2 separate regions of the Homo sapiens genome follow, and region 2 is linked to region 1. Evidence: chromatin loops called from intact Hi-C (ENCODE). Cell type or tissue: mammary epithelial cell. All regions are shown on one strand. Links, peaks and the distances in the headings refer to the core of each region. The heading gives the core; the rest is flanking DNA.

Evidence for each region. A loop is a pair of places that touch in the nucleus more often than their neighbours do. Peaks named below come from ENCODE experiments on the same cell type or tissue, not always from the same donor. Only the 100,000 strongest peaks of a DNase experiment are listed, where the experiment ranks them.
Region 2: a loop joins it to region 1, with 8 times the contacts of the local background. A loop is called at or near these places in 2 of 110 quality-filtered maps.

What each region holds. Positions count from the first base shown.
Region 1 is chr14:59,279,577-59,287,363 of GRCh38, reverse strand. The region is part of intron 2 of DAAM1 (dishevelled associated activator of morphogenesis 1); the gene reads right to left. Among named protein-coding and RNA genes, the nearest start is that of DAAM1, 95 kb to the right of the region's middle. In mammary epithelial cell, for the core only: no CTCF peak of the experiment used is centred there; DNase peaks (open chromatin) are centred at 3,793, 4,823 and 5,543; H3K27ac peaks cover 3,104 bases.
Region 2 is chr14:59,403,353-59,411,139 of GRCh38, reverse strand. No RefSeq gene overlaps it. Among named protein-coding and RNA genes, the nearest start is that of GPR135, 58 kb to the left of the region's middle. In mammary epithelial cell, for the core only: no CTCF peak of the experiment used is centred there; DNase peaks (open chromatin) are centred at 3,699 and 4,279; H3K27ac peaks cover 2,082 bases.

The sequences.
Region 1 (7,787 bases), core at 1,216-6,215:
TCAAAGGGAAGGCTTCCAGCTTTTGTCCATTCAGTATGATGCTGGCTGTGGGTTTGTCATAGATGGCTCTTGCTATTTTGAGGTATGTTCCTTTGATGCCTAATTTGTTGAAGATTTTTTTTAACATGAAGGGATGCTGAATTTTATCAAAGGCCTCTTCTGCATCTATAGAGATGATCAAAGGTTTTTATTATTCTGTTTATGTGGTGAATCACGTTTATTGATTGGCATATGTTAAACCAACTTTGCATATCAGGAATAAAGCCTACTTGATTGTGGTGAATTAACTTTTTGATGTGCTGCTGGATTTGGTTAGCTAGTACTTTGCTGAGGATTCTTGCATCTACCTTCATCAGAGATATTAGCCTGAATTTTTCTCTTTTTTTCTTGTGTCTCTGCCAGTCTTTGGTATCAGGGTGATGCTGGTTTTAGAGAGTTAGGGAGGAGTCCCTTCTCTTTGAATTTTTGGAATAATTTCAGTAGGATTGGTACTAGCTCTTCTTCATATATCTGGTAGAATTCAGCTGTGAATCTATCTAGTCCAGGGCTTTTTTCTGGTTGGTAGGTATTTTTTTGTATTACTGATTTAATTTCAGAACTCATTATTGGTCTGTTCATGACTTAAATTTCTTCCTGGTTCAAACTTGGGAGGCTGTGTGTTTCTGGGAATGTATCCATTTCTTAAACACCTTGTTTGTGTGCACAGAGGTGTTCGTAACAGTCTCTAAGGATTTTTTTGTTTGTTTCCGTGGGGTCAGTTGTAATGTTACCTTTGTCATTTCTGACTGTGTTTATTTAGATTTTCTCTGCTTTTTCCCTTATTAATCTAGCTAGCAGTCTATAAATCTTGTTTAATCTTTCCAAGAAAGATTAAATTTTTGGTTTGCTGACTTTTTGTATGAATTTTCACATCTCAATTTCATTCAGTTTAGCTCTGATTTTGGTTATTTCTTTTCTCCTGCTAGCTTTGGAGTTGACTTGCTCTTGTTTTTCTAGTTCCTGTAGGTGCATCATTAGGTTAATTTGAGATCTAACTTTTTGATGTAGGTGTTTAGCACAACAGACTTTCTTCTTAACCCTGCTTTAGCTATGTCCCAAAAATTCTGGTATATTTTGTCTTTGTCGTCATTAATTTCAAGGATTTAAAAAAAAATTTTTATACTTTTGCCTTAATTTCATTCTTTACCCAAAAGTCTTTCAGGAGCAGGTTGTTTAACTTCCATGTGATTTTTATGGTTTTGATAGATCTTCTTGGTATTGATTTCCATTTTTATTCCACTGTGGTCAAAGAGTGTGATTGGTATGATTTTGATTTTTCTGAATTTGCTGAGATTTGTTTTATGGCTGAATATGTGGTTGATCTTAGAGTATGTGCCATGTGAGATGAGCAAAATATATATTCTATTGTTGTTGGATGGAGTGTTCTGTAGATGTCTATTAGGTCCAATTGGCCAAGCACTGAGTTTAAGTCTAGAATATCTCTGTTAGTTTTCTGCCTCAATGATCTGTTTAACACTGTTGGTAGGGTGTTGAAGTCCCCCAGTATCACTGTTTGGTTCTCTAAATCTCTTGTAGGTCTCTAAAATCCTGTTTTATGAATCTGGGTGCTCCAATATTGGGTATGTATATATTTAGGATAGTTAAGTCTTCTTGTTGGCTTGGGCCCTTTATCATTATGCAATGCCTTTCTTTGTCCTTTTTGATCATTGTTGGTTTAAAATCTGTTTTATCAGATACAAGAATAGCAACCCATGTTCTTTTTTGTTTTCCACTTTCCTGACACTTCTTTTACTTTGAGCCTATCAGCACCATTACTTGTGAGATGGGTCTCTTGAAGGCAGCAGACAGTGGGTCTTGCTTCTTTATCCAAATTGCTACTCCATGCCTTTTGAGCGGGACATTTAGCCTGTTTACATTCAGAATCCATATTAATATGTGAGGATTTGATCCTTTCATTGTGCCGTTAGCTGGTTGTTATGTAGACTTGATTGTATGTGCATATGTAGACTTCATTATCATGGCAGGTATTGTTCTTTCATTTCCATATTTAGCACTCCCTTTAGTAGATCTTGTAACGCAGGTCTAATTGCAACAAGTTCCCTTAGCATTTGCTTGTCTGAAAACGATTTTGTTTCTCCTTCACTTTATGAAGCTTAGTTTCGCAGGATATGAAATTCTTGGTTGGAATTTCTTTTCTTTAAGGATATTGAAAATAGTCCCTGAATCTCTTCTGGCTTATAAGGTTTCTGCCGAAAGGTCCACTGTTAGCTTGATGGGGTTTCCTTTGTAAGTGACCTTCCCCTTCTCTCTAGCTGCCTTTAAGATTTTTCTTTTTCATTGACCTTGGAGAATCTGATGACTATGTGTCTTAGGGATGGTTACCCTGCATAGTTTCTCATAGGAGTTCTCTGAATTTCTTGAATTTGCACGTCAACCCCTCTAGTGAGACTGGGGAAATTTTCGTTGACTACATCCTCAAATATATTTTCCAAGTTGCTTGATCTCTCTTTTCTTTCTGAAATGCCAATAAATACAGGCATTCACATAATCCCATATTTTTGAAGTTTCATTCTTTTTTTACATTCTTTCATTCTTTATTTTTGTCTGCCTGTGTTACTTCAAAGGAATGGTATTCAAGCTCTGAGATTCCTTCCTCAGTTTGGTCTATTCTGTTGTTAATGCTTCCAATTGTATTTTGAAATTCCTGTAGTGATTTTTTTATTTCCAGAAGTTCAGTTTGGTTCTTTCTTAAAAATGGTTATTTCATCTTTCAACTCCAGGATCATTTTACTGTTTTCCTTGGATTGGGTTTCAACCTTCTCTTGTATCTAAATGAGCTTCCTTGCCATCAGATTCTGAAATTCTACATCTGACATTTTAGCCATTTCAATAAAATATGTAAATTAAACACAGTAAGATTTAGATCTCCAAGGAATATTTTAAAAGTCCCCCTCTGAATGGCTCTTGCATATATCTGCAGTTCTATAATACTCATGGACATGTAGGCTTAGGATACTGACTTCACATCTTATATTCCCACCTCTATTTAGTCATCAAGTCCTGTTATTTCTTCCCTGAAAAACCTCATTTTTTTCCCCTTTGATTTTCCCTTTCATTCTCACTGAAACCACGAACACTTATGTCCTAATAACCTCTCCTTGGCTTCTGGCTATAGCCTCCCAGTGTTCCTCTTTGTCTTTCCAATTCTGCTGAACATGGCCAGATTTCTCCTAAAGAAGTGGTTCTCAAACATGAGCAAGCATCAGAATCACCAGGAAGGTTCCTTAAATCACTTATCATCCAGCATTTAGGATTGAACAGGGAGGAAAAGGTACACGACACTGCATTTTCAGTAAGTTCCCAGGTGTTGCTGCTGGTCCTAAGACCACATTTTAGAACCACTGCCTTAAAAATGGAGCACCTGTGCTGTTTTGAGCTCCCAGTTCAAAAAACTTTATTAGTTCCACATTGCCTGCAAAATTAATTCTCCACTCATCGGCCTGTCTTTGATGTCTTCCATTTATAATCCCAACTGAGTTTGCCAGGCTTGCTTCTAGTTATCACCTTACACAGTATCTTGTTAACACCCACACCTCCAGTGCCTAGTCATGGCCTAAAATATGCTAGTTCCTTTGGGAAGTTCATGATCTTTTTAAGCCTCTATATCCTCATCTCCAGGAGAGGTACATCATTTCTCTTGCAAGGCTGTTGTGAGGATTGGCAAATCAACTAAGCATGCAGTAATGCCTGACACAGAGGTGGCAACTGTACTGTTGTTATTTCATCATTTAAACACAAATCAATTGCTACTTTCAAGGGCAAGGTAAACAGTTACATCACAAAAACACACACATACAGTATTACTCCCTAACCACAAAAACTAGCTATTAAGAATTTCAACACAATGAACAACCAGAGAAGCAATGAGGGATTTTTTACAGAAAATTCCATTATGAGGGAACATGTTTAAAATGTTAGAATTTTGGCATACAGCTATTATATATGTGAAGTAATTATTTTTCTTCCTTTTTAATTTCCTGTTATTCATACCTGCACTTAACTATTGATGAATGGGAAAATAATGGTGACATAAATCACTTCTCAACAATCAGGTCAATTATTCAAACAGTTCAATAGTAACTTGCTTAGTTTTGGGGGTAACATTTGGTTTGTGTGAGAGAGAACTGTACTATTAAGAGTGCATCCTTTACTTCACTACAGCACAGTTTTTGTTAACTGAGCAGAGGTGTGAAGAAACATGTGATTCCTAAAACCTAGAAATTCAAAGCAAAGGGTTTTAATATGTTTTGCTGTCACAGGTAGATAACTTCTGCTTCTGCTGAGATGCAGAAATGACCAATTCTGAATTGAAAGAACACATATGAACTAGGAATTAGGGGCAGGTATTTCATGCAGGAAGATAATTTTCACTGAGCAAAAAAAAATTACTGTAGGGTCTCTGCATATGATTTTGGATTACAGTAAGAAAATGGAAAGGAATAAATGGGTACTGCTAATAGTAATAGCTAACAATTATTGAGCACTTTCTATGTTCTTAATAGTAGTGTTTTATATTGATGAATATAGTGTATCCTTACAACAATCCTATAAAGTAGGTCATATTATTATACTGTTTTCCAGAAAACTGAGTCAGAGAGGATTAAGTAGCTTGCTCAAGGCAACAAAGCTGGTAAACAGTGGAGGAAGAACTCGAGTCTAGACTGTCTGGTTACACAGCCCATGTTCTTCACCACCACACTGTTCATTCTGTCAACACAGGTAGGCAAAATCACGACACTGATACAAACATCAAAATGCATCCATCTACTGAGTGTCTCTTAGCAAAAAGAGTGGGATTTGTTATCAGATATCCCTGAGTTCCACATCTGGCTTTATGGCTTACGTAACCTTGCACAAGTGACTCAGCCTCTGAACTTCAATTTCTTCATCTGAAGACAGAATAGTCATATATTCCTGATAGTCATCTATCAAAAAAATGTTGTTGAATATCTATCTATTAAATTCCAGGCATTGTGATAGGCACAGGGTTCAAAAAGCTATCATGGAGCTCAATCCTCATGCAGATGGAGGGGAAATCAAATAGTCACACTAACTCAAGAATGATCAACACAATGAACAATCAGGGAAGCAATGAGGGTTTTTTACGGAAAATTCCATTATGAGGGAACATGTTACACACTAAGTTGAGTTCTGAGAGCCCACTTGTTATGGGGAAAGGTGGGACAGTGAAGGCTTTCCCCAGGAAATATACAGAGCTTAGAGGTACATAAGAAGTAAAGAGGTAGAAAGCACTGCAGACAATGAACAGCAGCCTTGAAAGCCACTGTGAACTTAATTCTTTATCCTATGAGCAATCTGGATTAGTGGATTCTGAGTGAGGAGAGTTACACAGATTAAATTCGATAATAACTGGGAGAGCCTAGGCACAATGACCAGGGTATAATAATAATAAGATCCCTACCCCTCCATTCCAAAAGTATCTCTGCTCTGACTCATTTTGATTTCATAATATGGCTGAATCAAGCAGGCAGGACTCTAAGAAACTATCACAGCCTTACAAGATCAATCAACACTTACTCACTGTCCTACCCATTCCAGGACCAGGGCCAGACGTTATAAAGAATACAAAGATGAATAACAGATCCTGATTTCAAGGAATTTATAATCTAGTTAGGAAGACAAGGTGATAGAAAGCTTTACAGGTTCCCATTCTTTCCAAGATAAAGTCCAAATTCCTTAGCAGGTAAAGGTCCCTTCATGACATGGCTTTTGCTGACCTTCCCACCTCCCCTCCTCCTCCTCCTCCTCCTCCTCCTCCAACAGCAGCACCTTCTAGTGTATCCAAAAAGCAGGTTAATTGCTCACTGCATGCGAAGTCCAATTAACAAGAGTAAGGTCTGATACAAGGCAAGTGAATTTACTCCAAAGCTAGCTTGGGGAAGGGGCACAAAGCGTCCTGCCTTTAAATACGCCACTTCACCTTTGGAGCAGAAAACAGACATCTTTATAAGGTAAGGGGGTAGTGAGCAAGGGCAAGGGGTCCCCCTGCTAGCCTGGTGTCTTATCTACTGAACAGTTGAGTTGGTGCCTTTCTGAGCAGAAATAAGTTGTAAAAGTGGCCAAGCCGGCATACTTTTGATATGTCCTCCTGGTAGATGAAAGTCCTGAGGCAACCCCCCGAGGGTGGAAGATCTAACGTTATTCCCTAGAGGTGAACGTTCCATAGCAGGTATGTTTTGGTTTGCAAGTCGACTGTCAACTCTTGCAGAGAAATCTGTCTTGGGACAGACAGTAAGAAGAACTCATCCTGCAGGAAATGTCTGGTGAGGGGAAGGTGACAGGTTATATTTGCATTCTGAAGGGCTAATAGGAAACAGGGAACAGAGGGAAAGGGGAGAGGAGGAGAGAAAATAAAAACAATAACAGTAACTCATGCCCTTTTTCTTAGAAAAAATGATAGCACTTAAAACTATTACCTCTGATCACAAGTTGCCAACTTCTGAAAGTTTGCACATGCTGTTCCCCTTTTCCAAGGGCCCACCATGTCTAAGAGGCAATCCTATTCATATAAGCTTTTACAAGGCATCAGCTATTCCCTCCAGGTAGCCTATCCTGCCTTTCTGGGGATGAGTAGCTCCTCTGTACTTTGTGGAATTTATCACATTGCTATATGTTATTGGTACGTCTGACTCTCATTGTGAACTCGTTCCCAAAAGACGCGAACTCAATTTGTTCTATTCATCTTTGCATCAGTACTTAAAAGCAGTCTGACATAGCAGAAATGAAAAAAAAAAAAAAAAAAAAAAAGGAAGGTGTGCAGAAAGTAGAGAAGATGGGGAAGCTGGGAGGGAGGAAGGGAAGGGATATTTCAAGATATAGTGAGGATTATTTGATTATTTTATTGTTTAGAGATAGGGTCTCTCTCTGTCATCCAGGCTGGAGTGCAGTGGTGTGATCATAGCTCACTGTAACCTTGACCTCCTGTGCTCAAGTCATCCTCCAGCCTCAGCCTCCCAAAGTGCTGAGATTACAGGCATGGGCCATGGCACATGCCCAATGCATTTTAAAGATTAAAGCCTATTATTTGAGGTGAAATGCACATACAGTGAAATGTACACATGTTAAGTATACAGTTTTTGAGTTTGGCAAAGGTATACATTGAAGTAACACTTAACACCTTAGAATCTAGTGGTACCATCTTATACTCATGTCAGCAATACACGGCAGTTCCAGTTACTCCACATTCTCATCAACACTTGGTGCTGTTTTTTTAAATTTTAGCTCTTCTAGTTTCTGTTAAGTACGATCTCAATGCAGTTTTAGTTTACGTTTTCCTAATGACAACTGGTGCTAAATATAACTTTTCACATGTTTACTGGCCATTCATACATGTTCTTTTGTGAAATGTTTGTTCAAATCTTTTGCCCATTTTTATTGAGTTACCTGTCTTATTTTTACTGATTTAAAGTAATTCTTTATATATCCTGGAAACATGTCCTTTGCCAGAGGTATATATTAAGAATATTTCTCCTAGCCTGTGGCTTGCCTTCTCATTTTGTTAATATTTTGATCACCACGTGTTTTTTAAAATTTTAATGAAGTCTAATTTATCAATTTTTAAAATATAGTTAATGATTGTAAATCTTCTCTAAGAAATTCTACAACTTACAGGTAAAAAAAAATTGTATGGTTTCTTCTGGAAGCTGTACGGTTTTAGTTTTAGCTTCTATGTTTGAATCTCCAGTCCCTCTCACAGACCCTACTTC
Region 2 (7,787 bases), core at 1,227-6,226, 120 kb before region 1:
ATCTGACAATTATGTGTCTTGGAGTTACTCTTCTTGAGGAGTATCTTTGTGGTGTTCTCTGTATTTCCTGAATTTGAATGTTGGCCTGCCTTGCTAGGTTGGGGAAGTTCTCCTGGATAATATCCTTCAGAGTGTTTTCCAACTTGGTTCCATTCTCCCCGTCACTTTCAGGTACACCAATTAAGCGTAGATTTGGTCTTTTCACATAGTCCCATATTTCTTGGAGGCTTTGTTCGTTTCTTTTTGTTCTTTTTTCTCTAAACTTCTCTTCTTGCTTCATTTCATTCATTTCATCTTCCATCACTGATACCCTTTCTTTCATTTGATTGAATTGTCTACTGAAGCTTGTTCATTCATCATGTAGTTCTCCTGCCATGGTTTTCAGCTCCATCAGGTCCTTTAAGGACTTATCTGCATTGGTTATTCTAGTTAGCCGTTCATCTAATCTTTTTTCAAGGTTTTTAACTTCTTTGCGTTGGGTTCAAACTTCCTCCTTTAGCTCAGACAAGTTTGACCATCTGAAGCCTTCTTCTCTCAGCTTGTCAAAGTCATTCTCCATCCAGCTTTGTTCCATTGCTGGTGAGGAGCTGTGTTCCTTTGGAGGAGGAGAGGTGCTCTGATTTTTAGAATTTTCAGTTTTTCTGCTCTGTTTTTTCCCCATCTTTGTGGTCTTATCTACCTTTGGTCTTTGATGATGGTGAGGTACAGATGGGGTTTTGGTGTGGATGTCCTTTCTGTTTTTTAGTTTTCCTTCTAACAGTCAGGACCCTCAGCTGCAGGTCTGTTGGAGTTTGCTGGAGGTCCACTCCAGACCCTGTTTGCCTAGGTATCAGCAGCAGAGGCTGCAGAACAGTGAATATTGTTGAACAGCAAATGTTGCTGCCTGATTGTTCCTCTGGAAGTTTCATCTCAGAGGAGTACCCGGCCATGTGAGGTGTCAGTCTGCCCCTACTGGGAGGTGCCTCCCAGTTAGGCTACTCGTGGGGTCCAGGACCCACTTGAGGAGGCAGTCTGTCTGTTCTCAGATCTCAAACTCCATGCTGGGAGAACCATTACTCTCTTCCAAGCTGTCAGACAGGGACATTTAAATCTGCTGAGGTTTCTGCTGCCTTTTGTTCGGCTATGCCCTACCCCCAGAGGTGGAGTCTACAGAGGCAGGCAGGCCTCCTTGAGCTGCGGTGGGCTCCACCCAGTTTGAGCTTCTGTGCTGCTTTGTTTACGTAGTCAAGCCTCAGCAATTGTGGGTGCCCCTCCCCCAGCCTTGCTGCCACCTTGCAGTTCGATCTCAGACTGCTGTGCTAGCCATGAGCGAGGCTCCGTGGGCGTAGGACCCTCTGAGCCATGCGCGGGATATAATCTCCTGATGTGCCGTTTGCTAAGACCGTCGGAAAAGTGCAGTATTAGGGTGGGAGTGACCCAATTTTCCAGCTGCCATTTGTCCCCCCTTCCCTTGGCTAGGAAAGGGAATTCCCTGACCCCTTGCGCTTTCCGGGTGAGGCGATGCCTTGCCCTGCTTCGGCTCACGTTTGGTGCGTTGCACCCACTGTCCTGCACCCACTGTCCGACATGCCCCCAGTGAGGTGAACCCAGTACCTCAGTTGGAAATGCAGAAATCACCTGTCTTCTGCGTTGCTCACACTGGGAGCTGTAGACTGGAGCTGTTCCTATTCGGCCATCTTGGAACCTCCCTTCCGGCCATATTGACAATAATAAGTTATCTAGGCTAGGCGCAGTGGCTCACGTCTGTAATCCCAGCACTTTGGGAGGCTGAGGTGGGTGGATCACGAGGTCAGGAGTTCGAGGCCAGCCTGGCCAACATGGCGAAACCCTGTCTCTAATAAAAATACAAAAATCAGCCAGGCATGGTGGTGGGTGCCTGTAATCCCAGCTACTTGGGAGGCTGAGGCAGGAGAATCACTTGAACCTGGGAGGTGAAGTTTGCAGTGAGCTGAGATCATGCCATTGCACCCCAGCCTGGGTTACAAGAGCAAGACTACATCTCAAAAATAAATAAATAAGTTATTTAAAGGAAAGTTCAGATGTGATTTGGAAGTAGGTTTGAAAAAGTTGTCAATAGGTGAGTTCAGATGGCAATTATTTCCCAGTCTGTCTCTTGACTGGGTACAAATTTTTGGACAATTAAAGGGATTCCTTAGGTGTCATTTTCTCATTCTTGGCATTTTAGTTAATTTTCAAAATAAATTAGTATAAAAAACAAAATTAAAGGATCTAAGGGCTGGGCTGGATGATCATAATTGAGCTACCGGAGACTGAGGGTGCTTGGACTAGATTAGTGACATTTCAAGTTTTTCTTTAATAACAAAACCCTTGGTTCACACAGATCGCTTTTGCTTAAGCAGAAATGGGGACCCAGTGTCTTGCTTATCTGGCTCATCAGCCCTATGAAGACCCCAGATTAGTCATTTGCATCAGTTAGGACCTTCACTTGCAAACAACAGAATCTGACTTTGGCCAGTTTTCAAAATTGCTAGGAAAGCTGAAGAATTAAGCTTCAGAAAGGAAACCAGAATCAGGGAAGCTCCTGGGTTTGGAGACACAGGAACTAAAAGGGCAGTCTCTTCAGGAGTTGTCATCAGGACCAGACTTGGTGTTCCTCAGTGCTGATTGCCTTGCTTGGGTCACATGTCTATCCCTTGGTCTGGGGGTGTGGGACATTTTGATTGCTCATCTGATCAGGCAGGGGATGGTTAGCAGAAAAGAGGGATGTTAGGAGAATAAAAAATCAAGTGTCCAGTATAGTGCCTTTGAGGTCCCCTCCAAGCCCAGGATTCTATGGCTGTTCCATACTTCTACTGTTCAATCATTAAAGAATTCCCATTTGAGAACCAAAGTGATGCCTTGGCTCCAGAGAACTAGCTGCAGGCTCTGTTCTCATTTCAAGATTTAAACTTGTAAAATAGCAGCATTAACATAGAAGACAAAAAAAATTAAGGAGATAATGGCAGTTTCTTTTGTGGTTCTTTTTTATTCAGTATTTGTTAAGAGCCCAGAGTTCCAGTTAGATCACAATTAAATTATGTATGACCTCGATTAAATATCTTAATTTTCCTGAGCTTCTGTTTCCTCATCTGTAAAATATGACCAAAAATACTTCGTTGGGGGTTTTATTGGGTTGTTCTGTGGGAAATGCTTGTTTCAGTGCCTGGCCTTAATAAGTGGCAGTTAGTACTATTTTTCTGTAAAGGAATTCCCTCTCAAATGTTAATCATGGAAATTTATATGGTCATATTTTAATGAGCTCATTTTCATTAATTCACTGAAGCTTGGAGGCATGGGAACAGATATATATTCTTGGGTTCTCAACAACCAAGCCCAGGAGACTAACAAAATGAACAGTGAAAATTCAATGAAGCTACAGATTTGTGCTCTGTGAGCCCAAAAGTGTCTCACATGGATGTGTCCAGGTATGTAACTGGACACATTACATACCTGGACATTGCTGTATTCGACAGCAACTGGAGAACCATTATAGAAGATGCATTACAAGGCTCACTCTGAAGATTTACCCTAGCTTTTTCTGGAAAGGTTTCCTCCTTGGTGACTTCCATATAATGGCATGAATAGTATATTTCTGTAGAATTTTGATTATATCCTGTCTATTCTCTGTCCTTTGGCAAACTGGAGTGGTTGCTATGACTCCCTGGTACATCATTGTGATGACTAAAGTAAAAATGAGTTTCAGGGCAAAAATGTGTACTGGGAATTGTGAAACCACATGCTTCCGCAAGCAACGCACTAACGGAGGATTTTAAAACAAAGAGTGACTGAAGTCTGGGGAGAGAATTTCACTCAGTTCATCACAAGCACTTTATTAAGAATGGGAAATAGGGAAAAGAGCTGTTTCTAATGCAGATTTACAAATTATCCTGGTGTTACCAGAATTATATCTGAGAGGGGGAGATTCCTGCCCCTTTGTCAACAGAGCATCCTTCCTGTGGAGATTGTGAGTTGGAAAGTCTGTCTTTCCCTACCAGAAACAAATGCCAGTATTCAGAAATTGAGTCAATCCTTCAGAAGTCTTCCATCTTATTATTTCTTAAACCAATGAACCAAAAGCATTTATTTACCACCTACCTTCCTTTTTATTCATCACCATGCTGCCTGCCTGAGCTCTCAGAAGAGAAGAGTGATTCCAACACTTATGGATTGTATATTCTACATGGGGAGACAAGATGTAAACACACAAAATATTAACGCCAAATAGAAATCCATTTGAAATGAAAACTCATTCCTGTGGCTCCCAGGCCTGTTAGAGCAGGATAGCTGGCAAAAATCCCTTGCTCAGCTGGAGGAGTTTTCCATCAGTAAGCTTATCTGTACCTAAAGGAACAGAGTCCAAATTTGTCAACAGATCACGTTTGAAGGAACAGGCAATTTGTTGAAGTCATTTCGGATGCAGGAAATCCTGTGTTTACTACCTAGGAAATACTACTAAAAATTTGGATTTTTTTTTCACCTTGTAACGCTCTTTTGAATTGAAATTTGGCAACAGAGCCACTGCTGATAAGAACGTGGCTCAGGAAATGACAACACAGTGATAGCAGATTATACACAATAGACCTTGCTTCTTTGTTTTCACTCTGGTTCTCAAAGATAGTTGATAGACTTCAATCCTTCCGGGAGTCCAGACACTCCCAGGTTCATTCCAAGCCCACATCTGTAGCACTAATGCTTCAGACAGGCATTGCCATCTCCCTGAAAATGTTTCAAGGACATAAAGAAATGTCTAGGAGTTGCTGGTATGATGGCTGAATAGGAACAGCTCCAGTCTGCAGCTCCCAGCAAGATCAATGCAGAAGGTGGGTGATTTCTGCATTTCCAACTGAGGTACCTGCCTCATCTCATTGGGACTGGTTAGACAGTGGGTGCAGCCTATGGAAGGTGACCCAAAGCAAGGTGGGGAGGTAGCCTCACCCAGGAAGTGCAAGGGGTCAGGGAACTCCCTCCCCTAGCCAGGGGAAGCCGTGAAGGATTGTGCTGTGAAGAATGGTGCATTCTGGCCTAGATACTACATTTTTCCCACGGTCTTCACAACCTGCAGACCAGGAGATTCCCTCAGGTGCCTACACCACCAGGGCCCCGGGTTTCAAGCACAAAACTGGGCTGCCGTTTAGGCAGACACCGAGCTAGTTGCAGGAGTTTTTTTTTTTCATTCGCCAGTGGTGCCTGGAATGCCAGTGAGACAGAACTGTTCACTCCCTGGGAAAGGGGGCTGAAGCCAAGGAGCCAAGTGGTCTAGCTCAGCAGATCCCACCCTCATGGAGCCCAGCAAGCTAAGATCCTTTGGCTTGAAATACTGTAGAACTTAAAGTATAATAAAAATAAAAAATAATAAAAAAAATTCTCATTGTCAGCACAGCAGTCTGAAGTCGATCTGGGATGCTTCACCCAAGTTGAAGCAGTGTGGGGCATTGCCTCACCCGGGAAGCACAGGGGGTCAGGGGATTTCCCTTTCTTAGCCAAGGGAAGCTGTGACTGTCTGTACCTGGAAAAATGGGACACTCCCGCCTGAATACTGTGCTTTTCTGATGGTCTTAGCAAATGGCACACCAGGAGATTATATCCCGTGCCTGGCTCAGTGGGTCCCATGCCCATGGAGCCTTACTCACTGCTAGTGCAGCAGACTGAGATCAACCTGCAAGGCAGCAGCCTGGCAGGGGGAGGGGCGTCCACCATTGCTGAGGCTTGAGTAGGTAAACAAAGCAGCTGGGAAAGTTCGAACTGAGTGGAGCCCACTGCAGCTCACCAAGGCTGGCTACCTCTGTAGACTCCACCTCTGGAGGCAGGGCATAGCTGAACAAAAGGTGGCAGAAACTTCTGCAGACTTAAATGTCCCTGTCTGTCAGCTCTGAAGAGAGCAGTGGTTCTCCCAGCACAGTGTTTGAGCTCTGAGAACGGACAGACTGCCTCCTCAAGTGGGTCCCTGATCCCCGTGTAGCCTGACTGAGAGACACCTTCCAATAGGGGCCAACTGACACCTCATACAGGTGGGTGCTTCTCTGGGACGAAGCTTCCAGAGGAAGGATCAGGCAGCAATATTTGCTGTTTTGCAATCTTTGTTGTTCTGCAGCCTCTGCTGGTGATACCCAGGCAAACAGCGTCTGGAGTGGACCTCCAGCAAACTCCAACAGACCTGCAGCTGAGGGACCTGACTGTTAGAAGGAAAACTAAAAAGCAGAAAGGAATAGCATCAACATCAACAAGAAGGAAATCCACACCAAAACCCCATCTGTAGGTCACCAACATTAACGACCAAAGGTAGATAAAACCACAAAGATGGGGAGAAACCAGAGCAGAAAAGCTGAAAATTCTAAAAACCAGAGTGCCTCTTCTCCTCCAAAGGATCACAACTCCTCGCCAGCAATGGAATAAAGCTGGATGGAGAATGATTTGATGAGTTGACAGAAGTAGGCTTCAGAAGGTCAGTAATAACAAACTTCTCTGAGCTAAAGGAGGATGTTTGAACCCATTGCAAGGAAGCTAAAAACCTTGAAAAAAAGATTAGATGAATGGCTAACTAGAATAAACAGTGTAGAGAAGACCTTAAATGACCTGATGGAGCTGAAAACCATGGCATGAGAACTACATGATGCATGCACAAGCTTCAGTAGCCGATTCAATGAAGTGGAAGAAAGGGTATCAGTGATGGAAGATCAAATTAATGAAATAAAGTGAGAAGAGAAGTTTAGAAAAAAAAAAAGAGTAAAAGGAAATGAACAAAGCCTCCAGGGAATATGGGACTATGTGAAAAGACCAAATCTACGCTTAATTGGTGTACCTGAAAGTGACGGGGAGAATGGAACCAAGTTGGAAAACACTCTGCAGGATATTATCCAGGAGAACCTCCCCAACCTAGCAAGGCAGGCCAACATTCAAATTCAGGAAATACAGCGAACACCACAAAGATACTCTTCGAGAAGAGCAACCCCAAGACACATAATTGTCAGATTTGCCAAGGTTGAAATGAAGGAAAAAATGTTAAGGGCAGCCAGAGAGAAAGGTCGGGTTACCCACAAAGGGAAGCCCATCAGACTAACAGCGGATCTCTCAGCAGAAACTCTATAAGCCAGAAAAGAGTGGGGGCCAATATTCAACATTGTTAAAGAAAATAATTTTCAACCCAGAATTTCATATCCAGCCAAACTAAGTTTCATAAGTGAAGGAGAAATAAAATCCTTTACAGACAAGCAAATGCTGAGAGATTTTTGTCACCACCAGGCCTGCCTTACAAGAGCTCCTGAAGGAAGCACTAAATATGGAAAGGAACAACCAGTACCAGCCACTGCAAAAACATGCCAAATTGTAAAGACCATCAATGCTAGAAAGAAACTGCATTAACTAACGAGCAAAATAACCAGCTAGCATCATAATGATAGGATCAAATTCACACATAACAATATTAATCTTAAATGTGAATGGGATAAATGCCCTGATTAAAAGACACAGACTGGCAAATTGGATAAAGAGTCAAGACCCATCAGTGTGCTGTATTCAGGAGACCCATCTCATATGCAGAGACACACATAGGCTCAAAATAAAGGGATGGAGGAAGATCTACCAAGCAAATAAAAGCAAAAAAAAAGCAGGGGTTGCAATCCTAGTCTCTGATAAAACAGACTTTAAACCAACAAAGATCAAAAGAGACAAAGAAGGCCATTACATAATGGTAAAGGGATCAACTCAACAAGAAGAGCTAACTATCCTAAATATATATGCACCCAATACAGGAACATCCAGATTCATAAAGCAAGTCCTTAGAGACCCAC